2 separate regions of the Homo sapiens genome follow, and region 2 is linked to region 1. Evidence: read pairs that join two places in POLR2A ChIA-PET (ENCODE). Cell type or tissue: A673. All regions are shown on one strand. Links, peaks and the distances in the headings refer to the core of each region. The heading gives the core; the rest is flanking DNA. Region 1 overlaps AGFG1 (ArfGAP with FG repeats 1). Region 2 holds the start of SCYGR3 (small cysteine and glycine repeat containing 3).

Region 1 (8,334 bases), core at 288-8,287:
AAACACATGATTTATGTGAGGAGGCGAGTCAAGAAAGGAGAGGTAGCAAGGATATAATAATGTCCAAACATAGGCAATCCTGACCTCTAGGTGTGGGATTATGTGAGAGCTTTTGCTCTTTGTAATTCTGGGTTTTGTCCTACCCTCCTTCTTATTCCCCATATGAAGTAGGTGAGGAAAGAAGGAAAACCATGCTTAAGAGCACCTGTTCCAGAGACAAGAGTTCAAATCCCAGCTCTACCACTAAATGGCTGTGAAACCTTGGGCAAACTATTAATACTTCAACTCTTTGTGCTTCCATTTTTTTCATTTATAAAATGGAGAGGCAGAGTTGCCTAGGTTTAAACAAGTTAACATTTGTAAAGCACTGAGAACAATTCCTGGTATACGTGTTAACTAAGTGTTCACTGTCACTAAACTACATAATAATCACAAACAACTGCTTTCAAGTAAATGGGAGAGATAAAAGATGTATGAGAATGAATACAAGAAGTTATATTTTCCCATAATTTAGCATACTACTAATACAAATTCTTCAGTATAGCCAAGTCTTATCAAAGGATAAAATCAAATGATAGTTATTGGTTCAAAAGACTCACCTGGCAAAGTAATATGCTACCATATTTTTACTATCAACCCACCTTCTAGGATTTTCTTCTTTCCTGAACTTAAATTTTACTGGTGTATTTTAATCTATTTTCATACCTGATGTCTTCTAGTATAACACAGAAAGTGATTTTGAGAACTGGTCAAAAGAACAGTTTCAAAATCCCTTTGGATAACACCATCATCACTGTTTTAAGTATAGTTACAGTGAGTATTTTTAGAGATGCTGCATCTGGATAGTGCTTATTCCATGTTAGAAACCAATTTCACTGCTTGCTAGCTGTATGTTACAGGTGTGCAGCAGTCTGGATTAAAAACATACAGGTCCTGGCCCTCTTAATGATGGTCACCTGTCCCACCACTTGAAGTCTCTATTTGTATAACTCTTATTATCCTGTTTCTCAGGAAAGAAAAAAAATAACATAAACTGTAATTATTTGAGGTTTCTAGGTATTTGCGTTATAGTTTGAATGAATAATACATTACTGTTATAAATGTGGGGGTAAGGATCTATGATTTTAATTCTACCAACTGTTACTCACACTCACTTTTCTGTTGATAGCTAGAGCTGACCATAAACTAATCCCTAACCAAACTCACTTTCTGAATTGGTAAAAGTAACACGGCTGAGAAAACAAAACTAGGTTAGGGCTATGTAAGGAGAACAGTCTTTCCTACAGGGTAGAATGTCTAGGAAATTCAGAACCAAAATGATAAAAGGATAATTATACCTTTCATTTTAAAAGAATCATTTATGCTACCATATTTTTACTACCAACCCACCTTCTAGTATTTTCTTCTTTCCTGAACTTAAATTTTACTGGTGTATTTTAATCTATTTTCATACTTGATGTCTTCTAGTACAGCTGAATATAGCCCTGACTAATCTTGCCTTGCAAAAAGTAGTCTATTTTAGGCCGGGCACAGTGGCTCACAACTGTAATCCCAGCACTTTGGGAGGCTGAGGCAGGTGGATCACCTGAGGTCAGGAGTTCAAGACCAGCCTGGCCAACATGGCGAAACCCTGTCTCTACTAAAAATGCAAAAAATTAGCCAGGCGTGGTGGTGGGTGCCTGTAATCCCAGCTACTTGGGAGGCTGAGGCATGAGAATTGCTTGAACCCAGGAGGCGGGGGTTGCAGTGAGCCGAGATCGCACCATTGCACTCCAGCCTAGGTGACAAAAGCAAAACTCAGTCTCCAAAAAAAAAAGAAAAATGTAGTCTATTTTGGAAAGTAGTAAGAATACAAATTTTGATAGAGCATGCAAGTCAGAGCTAATGTGCTCCTGAATGAAGGTAAAGACCTCTGCTGTAAACCACAACAAATGTTCCCTCAGGACCAAAACAGGCTCTGAACAGATTCTCTTGGGTTGAAACAGAGTTCCTCAAGCAAACAAGAAGCTCGTTACTTCCCCATTATTTATTCCCTCTATTTTGACTCTCTGCCCCATCTTGTTAACCTCCCAAGATGAAAGTATCCACTATGCAATACTATTAAAGAAATAACCAAAAGTTCATAGTTAATGAGTCTTAGTAACTTAAATTGTGCTCATATAGCTAAAAATGAAGAACCCTCAGTAGCTGAACACTAGCTTTATAGATATAGTCCCTATTCCATAGCAAGGGGCTTACTAGCTATATGTACAACCTGTTGGAATTAATTTTTAAAAATTAACATCTGATAGATTTAGTTAGGGAAAAGTAAATGCTCCCTTCTTAACCAGAAAGTAAACTGATTTCTTAGGTCAAAAGAAAAAATATTTTGAGCAAAGGCTACAACAGACAATTAAGTAGATGGATTACTACACCAGAGCTTTAGCATAGTGCCTAGTATACAGAAGATGAAACTCAATAAATTAAAAAAAGATATGACTCAGTAAATACTTGCTAAATTAATGATTTTTAAGAACGGAGGCTTTGTAGGGCAAAACATATTTAAAGAAGCTAACAGAGATAGGGAATGATTAGAAGGAAGAATCCCTAACTTTCCTGGTAATTATTACAACAAAAAGCCTGCTGCCAGGAACAGATGAGTTAAGATAAAGTAGAAGTAAAGGTTTTCAGAAACCAAACCAACAAAAAGCCAAGGGATAATGAATTATATACCTATCTAGTTCTCACTGTCTGTCTTTTATCCTTCATTGTGTCAGACTAACCTTACCCATAGTTAATATGTGATTTGGGGAGGCTTTATTCTACATACAAACTCTTCACTCACCATCTTTTCTTTTCATACTTTTCTTGTAGAAACTCTTTCACTTTTTGTGGATCCCTGAAGTCTGGAATTGCTGAAGATCTATCATCAAATAATCCTAGCCAAATCTGTTTACAGACCTTTGGAAAGAATTAAAAAAATATATGTTAAATTCAACATCTTCACTTAATGAAATTTTAAGGGGATACTATGATTCTTTCAGGAAGCTAATCTACATAATAATTTTAATAATATGCTTTCAATGAGGATACTAATAAACAGGAACTAAATTTATTTTTAATATGTTGCAGTATGCAGTAAAATTTTAGCAACAAAATCATTAAAAAGGGGAAATGAAGAGTGAAGTGGGATTTCAGAGGACCTGGGGTCTTTTCAGTCTTGGCATAATCATAAACTTCACCATTAGCAAAGTCATGTAACCTGCTCAGTTCCCTTACAAAACAAAGGAACTGAACCAATGGCTATTTCACAGGCCCTTTAGCAAGTCTAAAAAACCAAAAAGAACAAACAAAAATACTAGAATCATAAACACTTTAAAATTGTAACAATAAACACAAATATAAGGCAAACACACTATTAGCTTTATAGCTGTCTCCTATGCATTTTTGGTCCAATAGCTAAAAAATGAGAATCTGAGATATTTAACTTTCAGAAAAACCAAAAGAGAAATGAAATAAAATAGCACAAAAAGAACTATAAAGAGAAAAACTGATAAAGCAGACTTCATCAAAATAAAAAACTATTCTTCAAAAAAACTTAAAAAGTACAAAAATCAAGACACCAACTGATCAAAAGTATTTGTAAAATGTATAAGAACTTGAAACTGGAATATATAAAGAATTCCTACAACTCAATTATAAAAGACAGATAACCCAACACTTGTTTTGGTTTTTGTTTGTTTGAGAAAAGGTCTGTCTCTATCACCCAGGATGGAGTGCAGTGGTGCAATCTCAGCTTATTGCCTCCCAGGCTCAAGCCATCCTCCCACTTCAGCCTCCTGAGTAAGCTGGGACTACAGGAGTGCAGCACCACAGGTGGCTAATTTTTTGTATTTTTTGTAGAGATGGTGTTTCACCATGTTGCCCAGGCTGGTCTCGAACTCATGAGCTCAAGCGATCTGCCCGCCTCAGCCTCCCAAAGTGCTGGGATTACAGGCGCGAGCCACCATGCCCAGCCAACACTTGTTTAAAGCGGGGGCAAAAGGTCTGAACAAACACTTCACCAAAGATATCAGCAGCCCACTATCATTAGTCATGCATAAAATGCAAATTAAAATGACACTGAGGCCGGGTGCAGGCGGATCACCTGAGGTCAGGAGTTCGGGACTAGACTGGCCAAAATGGTGAAACCCCATCTCTACTAAAAATACAAAAAAATTAGCCAGGCGTAGTGGTGCATGCCTGTAATCCCAGCTACTCAGGAGGCTGAGTCAGAAGAATGGCTTGAACCCAGGAAGGGGAGGTTGCAGTGAGCCAAGATCATGTCATTGCACTCCAGCCTGGGCGACAAGAGCAAAACTCTGTCTTTAAAAAAAAAAAAAAAAAAAAAAAGACACTGAGACTCCACAAGACAGACATGCATATACTACTAGAAAAGCCGAAAACAAAGTGTGACTGCATCATGTGTTGGTAACAATGTGGAACAACCGGAATTCTTTAGAATGTAAAATGGTGTAAGCACTTTGGAAAACATTTGGCAGTTTCTCAAGAGTTAAACATAGACCTAGCATATGATGTAGCCATTCTACTTCTAGGTATTTATTCAAGAAAAATAAAAGCACTTTTCCACACTCAGACTGTACATAAATATTTGTAGCAGCTTTACTGATAATAACCCCAAACTGGAAATCACCCAATTGTTCATAAACAAGTGAATAAACAAATGGGAGAATATCCAAAGAAGAACATTATTCAGCAATTAAAAGGAGAAAACCATTAATACAAGAAACATGAATAAACCTCAAGATTATGCTGAAAGAAACATGTGCACCCCCCCACCAAAACGTATATACTGCATATTTCCATTCATTTAAATTTTTAATGTAAACCAGTCTACAGCGATGAAAAGCAGATCAGTGGATTCATTACAAAGGGTTGCACAATGAAAATATATGCTATCTTGTTATTGTGGTAGTGGTTTCATGATACATACAAATGTCAAAACTCATCAAATTGTACACTTTAAGTATGTACACGTTATCAGTTTAAATATCCAAGTTATCAACTATTCCTCAGCAAAATTATCAAAAACAAGTCCACGAGTTTCCAAAATACATTATTCTAAAGAATAAGCAATTACGACACTATGAAAAGAGCATAGTATCTGGTTTCAAAAACCCTGACAAGTATTTAAGAAATCAGGGAAGGAAAAGCGTACTTCTCAATCTTACCTGCTCACTGAACTGGGTATGGGAGAAATAAGAGAAAGGTTAGGAGAAAGGACTTGCCCTTCTCCTTTCCTATCATGTCCCCAAATCTGTTTCAAAACATTTCTTGTGGGTCGGGCGTGGTGGCTCACGCCTGTAATCCCAGCACTATGGGAGGCCAAGGCAGGCGGATCATGAGGTCAGGAGATCGAGACCATCATGGCCAACATGGTGAAACCCCACCTCTACTAAAAATACAGAAAAAACAAATAGCTGGGCATGGTGGCGCATGCCTGTAACCCCAGCTACTCCAGAAGCTGAAGCAGGAGAATCGCTTGAACCCGGGAGTCAGAGGTTGCAGTGAGCCGAGATTGCGCCACTGCACTCCAGCCTGATGACAGAGTGAGACTCCGTGTCTGTCTGTCTATATATATATTTCTTGTGGTTCCTTCCTATTCCAGGCTCAGTACAGATACTATAAAGTCATTTAGGAAGTGACAGTTAAAACGAGTGAGAACTAGAGTAAGGCACAATCCATTATGAAAACATTTCACTGGCAACGCCTGAGAAGTACAGACATCCAGGAACATTAGTACAACTTACTGCCAGAAATACTACAGACCTTTAAGAGACCCAGCTTGTCCAATATTTAGCCACTTACAAAGAACTACATGGGACTCTCCTCAGGCAGAAACCTAACTAATGATTCTCCCAAAATGTAATTCTTTAAGATTTTTAAAGATTTATCAGTTACATTCATAAAGGGAGGCCTGGAAGTTTTTCATTCTTCTATTTTAAAACTTCCCAAATGAGAAAACAAGAGACAGGGTAGTTATTTACCCAAAGCCATGAAACTATTGACTGTATTTGATGGACACTTTACTATATTCCAAAACCTCTGCCACATACCACTTTTAAAACTAAAATCAATAAATGAATAAATAATAAGCATACAAATAAATAAATAAAATGAAGCAGATGGGCTAAGGGCAGACAGATCATAGAGCTGCCATCTTGGCACTCGTAACGCAAAGCAAAGATGGAGTGCTTGATGATAAACTATTTGACATAAGCAGCCTGCAGGATTCCCTCAAAATTGTTTACTAACTGCTGTGGTTCTGTTCCTGCTCTCTGGAAGGTCACACTGCTAGAGAAAAAAGTCATTAAAAATAGCTGCTTGAGTCCTCTACAAATTCAAACTGTCTCACTGTCAAAGTCCCTCAAAGTTATTAATCGGCTCTAATTTCCTATTATATTGCCCCACAGCAGCTATTTCCTATATTTATAGATCAAAATCCTAACCAATCTTAACACTCTTGACAGTTGAATTCTTACTCAAGTGAAGTAACTCTCAATATGTGATTCCCAGTTCCGTAAATCAGCAAGCAACATCAGTGTCAACTAAGAACTTGTTGGAAATGCAAATTTTCAGGAGCAACCCAAGACATGTGAAATCAGTCCCTCTAGGTAGAACCCAGCAATCTGTTTTATCAAGTCCTCCAGGTTATTCTGAAGTGGGCTAAAGTTTGAAAACCAATGCTTTAGTAACATCTAGGCCACCAGATGGAAACTTACTTTCTACCTGTAATTTTATTCATCTTTCCTTGCCTCTGTATCAGAACACCAGAGAGAGAGGGAAAGAGAGATTCAAACTATACACAGCTTTCAGCATCTCCCAAATTTAGCCAGTAAGCCTATTACGGGGTAAGATTCATTTAACACAGACAGTGTTTCAGTGACACACCTGGGAAAACATCAATCTCTAATTCCTTATGACCTACTCACAGTTTAGTCCCTGAAAGGTTGCATTCTGCTCCCAACATTCTACTAACATTGCTATTTCAGGCATCTAGATTTGCTGATAGAGTATAAAGTCTCTTTTCTGCTTGTTTTGGTTTTTTACTAAAATAAACACCATCAACTGAAAAAAGGGGGTTTCAAGGTTGGGAAAAAAGGGAGAGAATGAACTAACTAGGAAGCACTGAAGACTTGTGGCCATCAATATATAAAGTGAAACTAGTCCGAAGGCTTTTTTTCTCCAGCTTTATCTGGCTATTTAGGTAAAAGTAGGTAGAATATTGGTTTAATCAAGCAGAATATGACAGAAGTTGGAAAAAGGTGATTATATTAACAGACCATGGAATCTAAGCTAAGAAAAATAAAGACATCAGGAGGAAGACGGATAACAAAGGGATTTAGTGAAATGAAGGAATAGAGATGCTGATGATTGTCCCAAAATTGTTGGCTCCAGTATTAGAGTAAGCCAGGAAGAGAGAATCAGTGGTGGTCAGAGAGCTGGATGCTTGAAACTGAAATCTGGGAGGTGATACAGTTATCAATCAATAAAAGGTCTAAAGTAGTATGAAGGATCACTGGAGGTCAAGGAATTCAGAGGGCCATGCAGATATCTACGTGGATACTGGAATTGCCAAAATGATTAACACTAGTGAGAATAAAAACAGTACCTAAAATGAATGAGGGGGCTGAATACGATGGCTCACTCCTGTAATCCCAGCACTTTGCGAGGCCCAAACGGATGGATTGCTTGAGCCCAGGAATTCAAGACCAGCCTGGGCAACATGGCAAAATACAGTCTCTACAAAAAATATAAAAATTCACTGAGCATGGTGGTGCATGTGTAGTCCCAGCTACTCGGGAGGCTGAGGTGAGAGAATCACCTGAGCCTGGCAAGTAGAGGTTGCAGTCACCCTTGATCATACCACTCTACTCCATCCTGGGTGTCATACAGTGAGACCCTGTCTCTAAATAAATAAATAAATACTGAATGAGGGAGACCGACTGGTATGACTGCAACAAGAAGATGCAGCAAGTGATAAAATCTATTGACATTAAAAGTGGGGGTGAGGGGCTAAAAACAGCACTGAGGAGCAAGAATGACACCTAAAACAAGGAATTATATGCAACAATGGAATTGGTTTTGATGGTCTCTTTTGGGGGAGGTGAATAATCAATTCTAATTGTAGAATAATGTGATGGTTATGGTAGTTAATGAGCTTGGACAAGGGAATCAGACTGCATGAGTTTGAATTCCAACTCTGTATGCTGCTATTTGACTTGAGCAAGTTAACATTTATCTGTAAAATGCAAATAATAATATAACCTATTTCATAGGGAGGTTTAGAGTTAA
Region 2 (8,334 bases), core at 22-8,021, 98 kb before region 1:
TGGCTGCTGATCTGACAGGAGGCGGAGCTTGGGTGGTAATGTGATGGTAATGTGAACGATGGGGAGAGGTGTAAATACAGATGAAGCTTCGCTCACTTGCCCACCGCTCACCTCCTGCTGTGAGTCCTGGTCCGTGGCCTGGTGTTTGGGGACACCTGGTATAAGGGGTTAGCAGTTCAGAATCCACAGCCTGGGGCAGCAAGGACAGCAGGTTTATTCCAAGACGAAGGTGGCCCCACTCTGACACCTATCTTCAAAAGTGAGACTGGCTCTGATCCCCCACTCTCATGAGGTATTTGGCCTCTCTTGTATCCTACGCACGTCATGCCTGTGACCCAGAACCCAGCAAGCCCACAGCTCCAGCCCTGCATTTTATATTTTCAGTCTGTGATCCACAGAGATAGATGTCTTGTTTTTGAGTTCAGCTATGTTGTTATTTTATTTTTATATGTTATATACACATATCTATCCTGTGTATATAACACAAAAACAAACTTTCTTTTTCCTGTTTTGAGCAGAGGCCGCATCAATGTGTGAACACATGAAACCATCTTGATCCCAAATCTCCTTAGCCTGAAGTCTCTTCAGCAAACAGAACCATAGAATCTCAACAGTCAGAAAAAGTGTGGAAGCTAGAGAAAATAATCAACAAGAAAAAAGGAAGGGAAAGGAAAGAGCAACATGCTCTTCGTTAAATTGAAGCACTGAAAAAAAGACTTCCTCCTTCAAAGAAGTTTGAAAACCCCCTTCCCACCGGCTTTCTTTTATTAGGCCCTGATTTCATTTCTTGCTTTTACTAAAGGTAGTAAAGAAGACGGTGTCACTGGGAGAATTTTTCCACAATCGAATGTATTTGGTTTTAAAATGTTTCAACAAATATTAGCCAGGTACGGGGGCAGGCGCCTCTAATCCCAGCTACTCAGGAGGCTGAGGCAGGAGAATCGCTTGACCCTGGGAGGCGGAGGTTGCAGTGAGCCAAGATCACGCCATTGCACTCCAGCCTGAGCGACAAAGCAAGACTCTGTCTCAAAATAAATAAATAAATAAAAGGTTTCAAATGTCTTCCACGAAATGTTGCAGTGTATGGAAAAAAAGGAAAAGAAGAAAACCTCACACACAGGAGAAAGGGAGGAAGAAGAAAGAAGAATATGAAACATATGAATGAACGAAACCCAGCGAAACCCAGCTGAGCTTACCCCACCATTAAATTCCATATTTGTTCTTGATTGCAACACCTGAGCTTGGCATGTGGGTCTATCACTGAAGGGCTGTGTCGTCTTACATCAATAAAACAGGGGCCCCAGGCCGGGTCCTGTGGCTCATGCCTATAATCCCAGCACCTTGGGAGGCTGAGGCGGGTGGATCACTTGAGGTCAGTAGTTCGAGACCAGTCTGGCCAGCATGGCGAAACCTTGTCTGTACTAAAAATACAAAAATCAGCTGGGCGTGGTGGCTCATGCCTATAGTCCCAGCTACTCAGGAGGCTGAGGCAGGATAATCACTTGAACCCGGGAGGCAGAGGTTGCAGTGAGCCGAGATCACGCCACTACACTCCAGCCTGAGGAGCAGAGTGAGACTCTATCTCAAAAAAAAACAAAAACAAAAACAGGGACCCTGGATCTCCAGGGAGGAAGACACACTGCAGGCTTGTTCTGAGGCAACATAATGTGTCACTGAGCAAGGCTGGTCCCCAGAGGCCCGGCCACAGCTTCTTACATGATCCTTTGCTGCATTGCTGCCATAGCAAGTGTTTTTCATCTTTTTCCTTTTTTTTTTTTTTTGGTTATTGTTTAGTGTGTGTGTGTGTGTGTGTGTGTGTGTGTGTGTGTCAGGGTCTTGCTGGGTCCCCCAGACTGTAGTGCAGTGGCATGATCTCGGCTCACTGCAGCCTCAACCTCCTAGGCTCAAGTGATCCTCCTGCCCCAGCCTCCCGAGTAGCTGAGACTACAGGCACGCACCACCACACCTGGCTAATTTTTGTATTTTTTGTAGAGACGGGGGAACTCACCATGTTGCCCAGGTTGGTCTTGAACTCCTGGACTCTCCTGCCTTGGCCTCCTAAAGTGATGGGATTACAGGGATGAGCCAGGGCACAAGTGTTTCAAAGGCTTTGTTCCAAGATAAAAAAGATAAAACATCTCTCCAGTTTCTGAACAGACAAACCAGAATTCAGTGTGATCAAGTGGAAGAAAGGCAAAAAGAGAAGTTTTTATGGGCACTTAGTTTATTTTGTTAGGAAATTTGGACAATGTTATGTGATAACTAAGAACACAAAAGCAAAGAAACAAAAGAAGCATCGCATGCCGATGGGAAAAGTGGAACTAAGACGGAGCTGCATAGCCATGAGCATGTCCATCAGACCAAACACGAGGAGTTGTGATTTCATTTCCCTGAGGTCAGTGACCTGGACAGTTTCACAGCTGCTGTGCTGTTCTCATATTTTTCCATGAGATCGTTCCTATTAGTTTGGAAGCTTTTCAGACGGAAAGACATGAAACACCAAAGAAAAACAGCAACAGAGTTCAAGACCACAGAGGAGGGGGAGACCAGACAGGATGGGAAGGATGGGAGTCTTACCTACAGGGCAGATACCTGCAGCCCCTGCCCAGAGGCCGGGGGCCCGCCTAGCAGCAGCATTGCTTCTGGCAGCAGCATTTCTGTTGGCAACAGCCCTTCCCATAGCCACAGCCACACGAGCCGCAGGTGCGGCGGCAGCAGCAGATCACGGGAGTGCTGCAGCAGCCTCCACAGCAGCCGCGGCAGCAGGGGCAGCAGCTGGAGCAGCAGCCCACCCGGTAGCACCTGCAGGTGGTGCAGCTGCCACAGCCACCACCACAGCCACCACCGCAGCCACCACCGCAGCCACCACTGCAGCCACCACCACAGCCACCACCGCAGCGGCCACCACAGCCACCACAACTTCCACAACCACAGCAACCCATGGTGTCAGTAGAGGACTCAGGTGAAGTGAGCAGAGAGGACTCAGGAGAGGTGAGGAGGTCTGATGCCTCCTTCTGCTGGGGGACACCCTTATGTACCATCTTGGGGAAAGGAAGAGGGAGTGACCCAGGACACATGACCAGTGGTCACTTCCTTGTTGTTGCTACTGCAGTTTCCATGATAAGGTTATCTAGGACTATTCCTTGTTTACATCCTTATGGACTATATTTGACCCAAAACATTTGCTAATTTTCACTTGTCTCTGTTAAAACCAGATTAAAAGCAAGCCAAGAGATGCTAACATGTAGGAGAGGATCTTCATTTACTCAGAAACCACTTGAATCCTTGAGACTTCGGGTTAAGCCGGAACCCAAGGTGGCTGCCAGCTGCTTTTCCATCTCTCTGCCATGGCTTCTCTCCAGGAAATCACCCTGCTTTCATGGAAATTCCCGAGATGCAAAAGAGTAAATAAGAGCATCCAAATAAAACATGTCATTTTTGCAAAAATGCTCACTTGCCAACTATATTTCTGAAGGGATCTTTATAGTAAATGACTCTTTTTTCTGTTTTGTTTCCGCTCACAATTGTCTATGATAAGGCTTGAAGCAACACTCCCTTCCCTTCTCACTCCGTCCTGCCTCCCAGAGTGCTGACATTCACACCCATGTGTAGATTTCCATATGCGTATTCCCTGGTTAGTTTCTCCATGGGGTGCCTCCAGCTCAGACTCTCCTGCGGACTACAAAATCCATCAATAGCCACTCTCCATTCCACCTTCTCCCCTTGGAGTTTCAGGGACACCTCCAATGTCACATGCTCCAGACTCAAGTCATAATTCTCCCTGCCTGATCACCAACTAGCCACCAAAATAAAACTGTGTGTTCCCTCCACTGCTCCGTATCCATCAAGATATGAATCCATGTTAAAAATTATCTTTGAATCTTTCTTTTCTCTTAGTTCCATTTCTAGTCTTTCACCAAATTCTGTTGCTTCTGCCTCGTTAATAACTTCAAACCTATTCACGTCTCTCTAGCTCCACTGTCCCCGCGACCCCAGTTCAAGCAACTCCCTGACAAGTTGAAAATGCTCTGTTTAGTCCATATACCACAGAGACAGCTTGAGGTCATTAATAAACAACTCTAATCAGCCACAGGGACGTGGCAGCACTTTCTCTTGCTCAAATTTCTGAAGAACAATTTTACCAAGTTGGGAAAACAGGCTTTGGGCAGCGAGCCTGTTACAAAATGAGTTGGAGGATGATCTCGTCTGCAGCAGAGATGCTGACTGCTGTCTGCTGAGCACTGACTGATCGCCAGAAGCCTCTACCTCAGCATGCATGGAGAAGACCCTGCTTGCACTCATATTTTTCTTGCCTTTTTTACAGGCTTCTTGTTGGTCACAAATTCTCACACTCCACCATGATCCACAGCCACAGGCTTCTCCTTGGAGCCATAAACTCCTTTCCTCCCCATGCTGGGCCTTCATTCAGCTCAGCAAGCTTCTCTGACCTCTGGACCATGTGTCCCTCGATGTTCCCACCCTGCGCTCTCCCAATAGCCCAAGAGCCTGCTCTCTAGGGAGCCCAGGCCAGGCTATTTAGCACAGACTTTTTTCTCTCAGCCATCAATTGACATCACCTAATCAAGGACAAAAATGAATTCCTGGCCGGGCGCAGTGCCTCGTGCCTGTAATCCCAGCACTTTGGGAGGCCAAGGCAGGAGGATTGCTTGAACTCAGGAGTTCGAGACCAGCCTGGCCAACATGGTGAAACTCTGTCTCTACTAAAAATACAAAAATCAGCCAGGCATGGTGGCACATGCCTGTAATCCCAGCTACTCGGGAGGCTGAGGCAGGAGAATCGCTTAAAACCGGGAGGTGGAGTTTACAGTGAACCAGACCAAGAATTACATCACCAAAATGCAGACTCCTAAGAGGATTGATTTCTGCTTTTGAAATAATCATTAAGACCTGGTGTGCAGAAGACAAATCACAATGATGTGCTTCAAATGAGGAGGGAGGGAGCAGCCCCAGTGCCTTCACTGGTCAATAAATGGGATGATGGCATCTGACTTTGGCAGTGACCTTTGAATCTGTGGCCATTTACACCTCCCAGCTTGCGTTGTTACTTACTATTGCAAGCCCTTTGAAGTCAGGGACTGTGCCTTCAATATCACTGTACCTATCGCTGAGAAGCTCTCAGATTGTTCAGTGCAGGGACTGCCTGGTGCTGTGTGGGGTTTGTAAGCCCTGCTAACAACTCATGGACCTATGCACATGGCGCGTATTCCCAGGGCATCTTAGGAAGAAGGAGAAGGCTGTCATTACTAAGGACAGCCTCACCACACGTCAGCTCCCAGAATGCTTCCCTAGAACTTTTAGGCCTTTTTAACTTATACTGGCATATAGTTTTATGAAAAAAATAAACAAAACCAAAAATGTAGTGAAGACAAAGATGTCTGAAAGGAAAGTCAATATGAGATGGAGGGATTCTTCCATGTACATCAAGTCAAATGACAACAAGGAAGTGGTCATGTGCCTTCCCTCTCCTGTCTCCAGAGTTGGTATATAAGGGCCTCCCCCAGGAGAAGGAGGCATCAGACCTCCTCACCTCTCCTGAGTCCTCCTTCTTCACTTCATCCGCATCCTCTCTACTGACACCATGGGCTGCTGTGGTTGTGGAAGTTGTGGTGGCTGTGGTGGTGGCTGTGGTGGCTGCGGTGGTGGCTGCGGTGGTGGCTGCGGTGGTGGCTGTGGTGGTGTCTGTGGCAGCTGCACCACCTGCAGGTGCTACCGGGTGGGCTGCTGCTCCAGCTGCTGCCCCTGCTGCCGCGGCTGCTGTGGAGGCTGTTGCAGCACACCTGTGATCTGCTGCTGCCGCCGCACCTGCCGCTCATGTGGCTGTGGCTGTAGGAAGGGCTGTTGCCAGCAGAAGTGCTGCTGCCAGAAGCAATGCTGCTGTTAGGTAGGGCCCTCAGCCTCTGGCAGCTGCTGCAGGTAACTGCTGTAGGTAAGCTTTCCCCTTCTGGCTGCCACTGACTAATAGGACACAAGCATGACCTGAACCTGTCACCTGCCCGTGAGTATTTCACATTTCTATAGTTTTTTTGTGATTCTGCCTGCATTTAATCATCATCACCAACAAAAATAACAACCATGCAGCCTTCTATGTTGATTACAACTCAAGTCATGACCTCAACAAAATGGAGTGAAGATAGTTAGACCTTGAAATGCCTCTAAGGTTGCCTTCATTTCTGTGCTGTTTTTACCGCTGCCTGGGTATATTTGTATACACAAAGCAACACTTATCTTAATAAATTATACTAAATCATTCTCAAAGAGCTATCTCTTTTGTTCTTTCCAGTCTCTAAACTGTCTGTCCATGGGGAAAAATGAGTTTTATCCCAAAAGATAAATCAAAGAATAAAAAACTAGATGAATTCTTTACACTAGACACATAGATTCGTGGATGATTAATTCACTGTGGGTTTGTAAAGAAGGAAGGGACTTGGGGGGCACATACTCAGCCTGATACTTCATTATCATAAACCAAAACTTTCCCCAAATCTCTCTCTTGATAGAGTCTTAGAAACAGAAGTCTGGACTCATAAATACCTGTTCAGACTCCAAATGGTCATATGATCATTCAGGAGCCTGACCACTTTTGGGCAATGATGAAATTTGGCTCTTAGCCATGTTAGGTATCATGGAAGTCTGTGGTATCAACCACTTCAAACTACAAAATTAGCTTTCAGTTGTAATGTGAGACTATCAGCATTAGAATCAAAATAATGATACACCCTACTGAGAGTGTCCCCATGCACAATAAAAAATGTCCCCAAACACCCATTTTGCTAATTTTTCATAGAGATTCCCTGATCCTTTTCTTTGCAGACTTCAGATTCTTGATTTATTGTGGCTAGTTTAGCAGCAAAGTGAGAAGGAAACAAGGCAGAGAGCGGGGAATCCCAGCTTGGGTGAGCAGTGGGGCGGGGGCTGAGGGAAGCCAAGCTCCTTGGGTGTGTCTCCCGGAGAAGCTGGTTCTTGCACCAGCCCCACGAGGACCACTTAGGGTGTGTCCTTGTTACTCTAAGCACAGTTTGGCTCTGGACAGAAGCTTAAACAGGTTGAACTGACCAAATGAATGTTATAACCAAAGGGAACATGAGTCAAATAACCATGTCAAATAAGATTTCCAAAGAGGGGAAGATGCTGTCACAGAAAGACAGTTTTCCTTCCACCTTGAAATTCAGAAGAGAGGGTTTGGAGGCAGGTGCGAGATGAGCCCTCTGAAGTCTAAGTTGACAAGGTGGTTTTGGGCACTCATCTGGCTCTGTCTCTATTCCCTTTCCAGCTCCAACAGCCCTGAGCCTCTAATACCCTCAGGCTACCCAAAGGCCCTTACTTACTCTCAGCCTTTAGGAATTACCTCTGGGGCTCCACCCTCTCACTCATTCTTCCCTCCCAGGCTTCACCTGTAGAACTGCCCCCTCCCTTGTGATGGTTCTCAGCTGGAAGAGCGGGGTCAGGAGAGAAGTGCCAGTTCATCCATCTTACGCTAAGGCAAGTGGCATCCGCTTTTCCCCACTGAGGGAGGACCCCTCAAGTCGCTTTTCCCAGTAATGTTGACCAACCTAATGGGCAGAATTCTGGGACATGTGGTTTTTCCAGCCACCAAGACCCAACACTTCTTAGGCACTTGCTCCTCCTGTCCCACTCGCTGAAAATGTGAGTTTGTTTCCAGTCAGCGTAAATAGAAGATGTGGCTGTCTGCCAGGATTTGCTGGGTCTCAATACTCATGTTGACATAGATTTGTGAAAAAAGAACCCAGGTGGCCTGGTATGGGGTTTGTGTTGTGTGTGTATATATGTACATATATTATGAGATAGTCAGATGGTCTGTCAGGCGCGGCCACAAGAAGAGGCAAAGGCGGCTGGGCACGGTGGCTCATGCTTGTAATCGTAGCACTTTGTGAGGCCGAGGTGGTTGGATCACCTGAGGTCAGTAGTTCAAGACCAGCCTGACCAATATGGTGAAACCCCAACTCTACTAAAAATATATATACAAAAATTAGCTGGGCACAGTGGCATGTGCCTGTAGTCCCAACTACTCGGGAAGCTGAGACAGAGAATTACTTGAACCCGTGAGGTGGAGGTTGCAGTGAGCCAAGATCGTGCCACTGGGCAACAGAGTGAGACTTTATCTCAAAAATTAAATAAATAAATAAATAAAAAGAAGAGACAAAGGATAGGTTCAGGAAAACAGTGTATTCCCATCACAGGTCCTAAAGAGATGGAGTCACTGCATGCCAAGAGGGGGTCACATGGGAGGCAGCACCGGGGGAGTGGTCTCAGCCAGGCAGACAGGGAGAAAGGACCCATAGGCTTGCTCACGGG

Evidence for each region. Peaks named below come from ENCODE experiments on the same cell type or tissue, not always from the same donor. Only the 100,000 strongest peaks of a DNase experiment are listed, where the experiment ranks them.
Region 2: POLR2A ChIA-PET joins it to region 1 with 16 read pairs; 2 of 35 experiments call an interaction of 5 or more read pairs at or near these places.

Annotation. Positions count from the first base shown.
Region 1 is chr2:227,514,554-227,522,887 of GRCh38, reverse strand. AGFG1 (ArfGAP with FG repeats 1) reads right to left here. Exons shown (of 13, transcript NM_004504.5): 3 at 2,825-2,940. Among named protein-coding and RNA genes, the nearest start is that of AGFG1, 47 kb to the right of the region's middle. In A673, for the core only: no CTCF peak of the experiment used is centred there; no DNase peak of the experiment used is centred there.
Region 2 is chr2:227,612,106-227,620,439 of GRCh38, reverse strand. SCYGR3 (small cysteine and glycine repeat containing 3) reads left to right here and starts at 5,600. Exons shown (of 1, transcript NM_001395404.1): 1 at 5,600-5,902. The coding sequence starts at 5,600. The coding sequence ends at 5,902. It overlaps SCYGR4 (small cysteine and glycine repeat containing 4), which reads right to left and starts at 2,942. Exons shown (of 1, transcript NM_001395405.1): 1 at 2,625-2,942. The coding sequence starts at 2,942. The coding sequence ends at 2,625. It overlaps LOC729968 (spore coat protein SP96), which reads left to right and starts at 1,785. Exons shown (of 2, transcript NR_149019.1): 1 at 1,785-2,962; 2 at 3,216-3,449. It also overlaps the pseudogene SLC19A4P. In A673, for the core only: no CTCF peak of the experiment used is centred there; no DNase peak of the experiment used is centred there.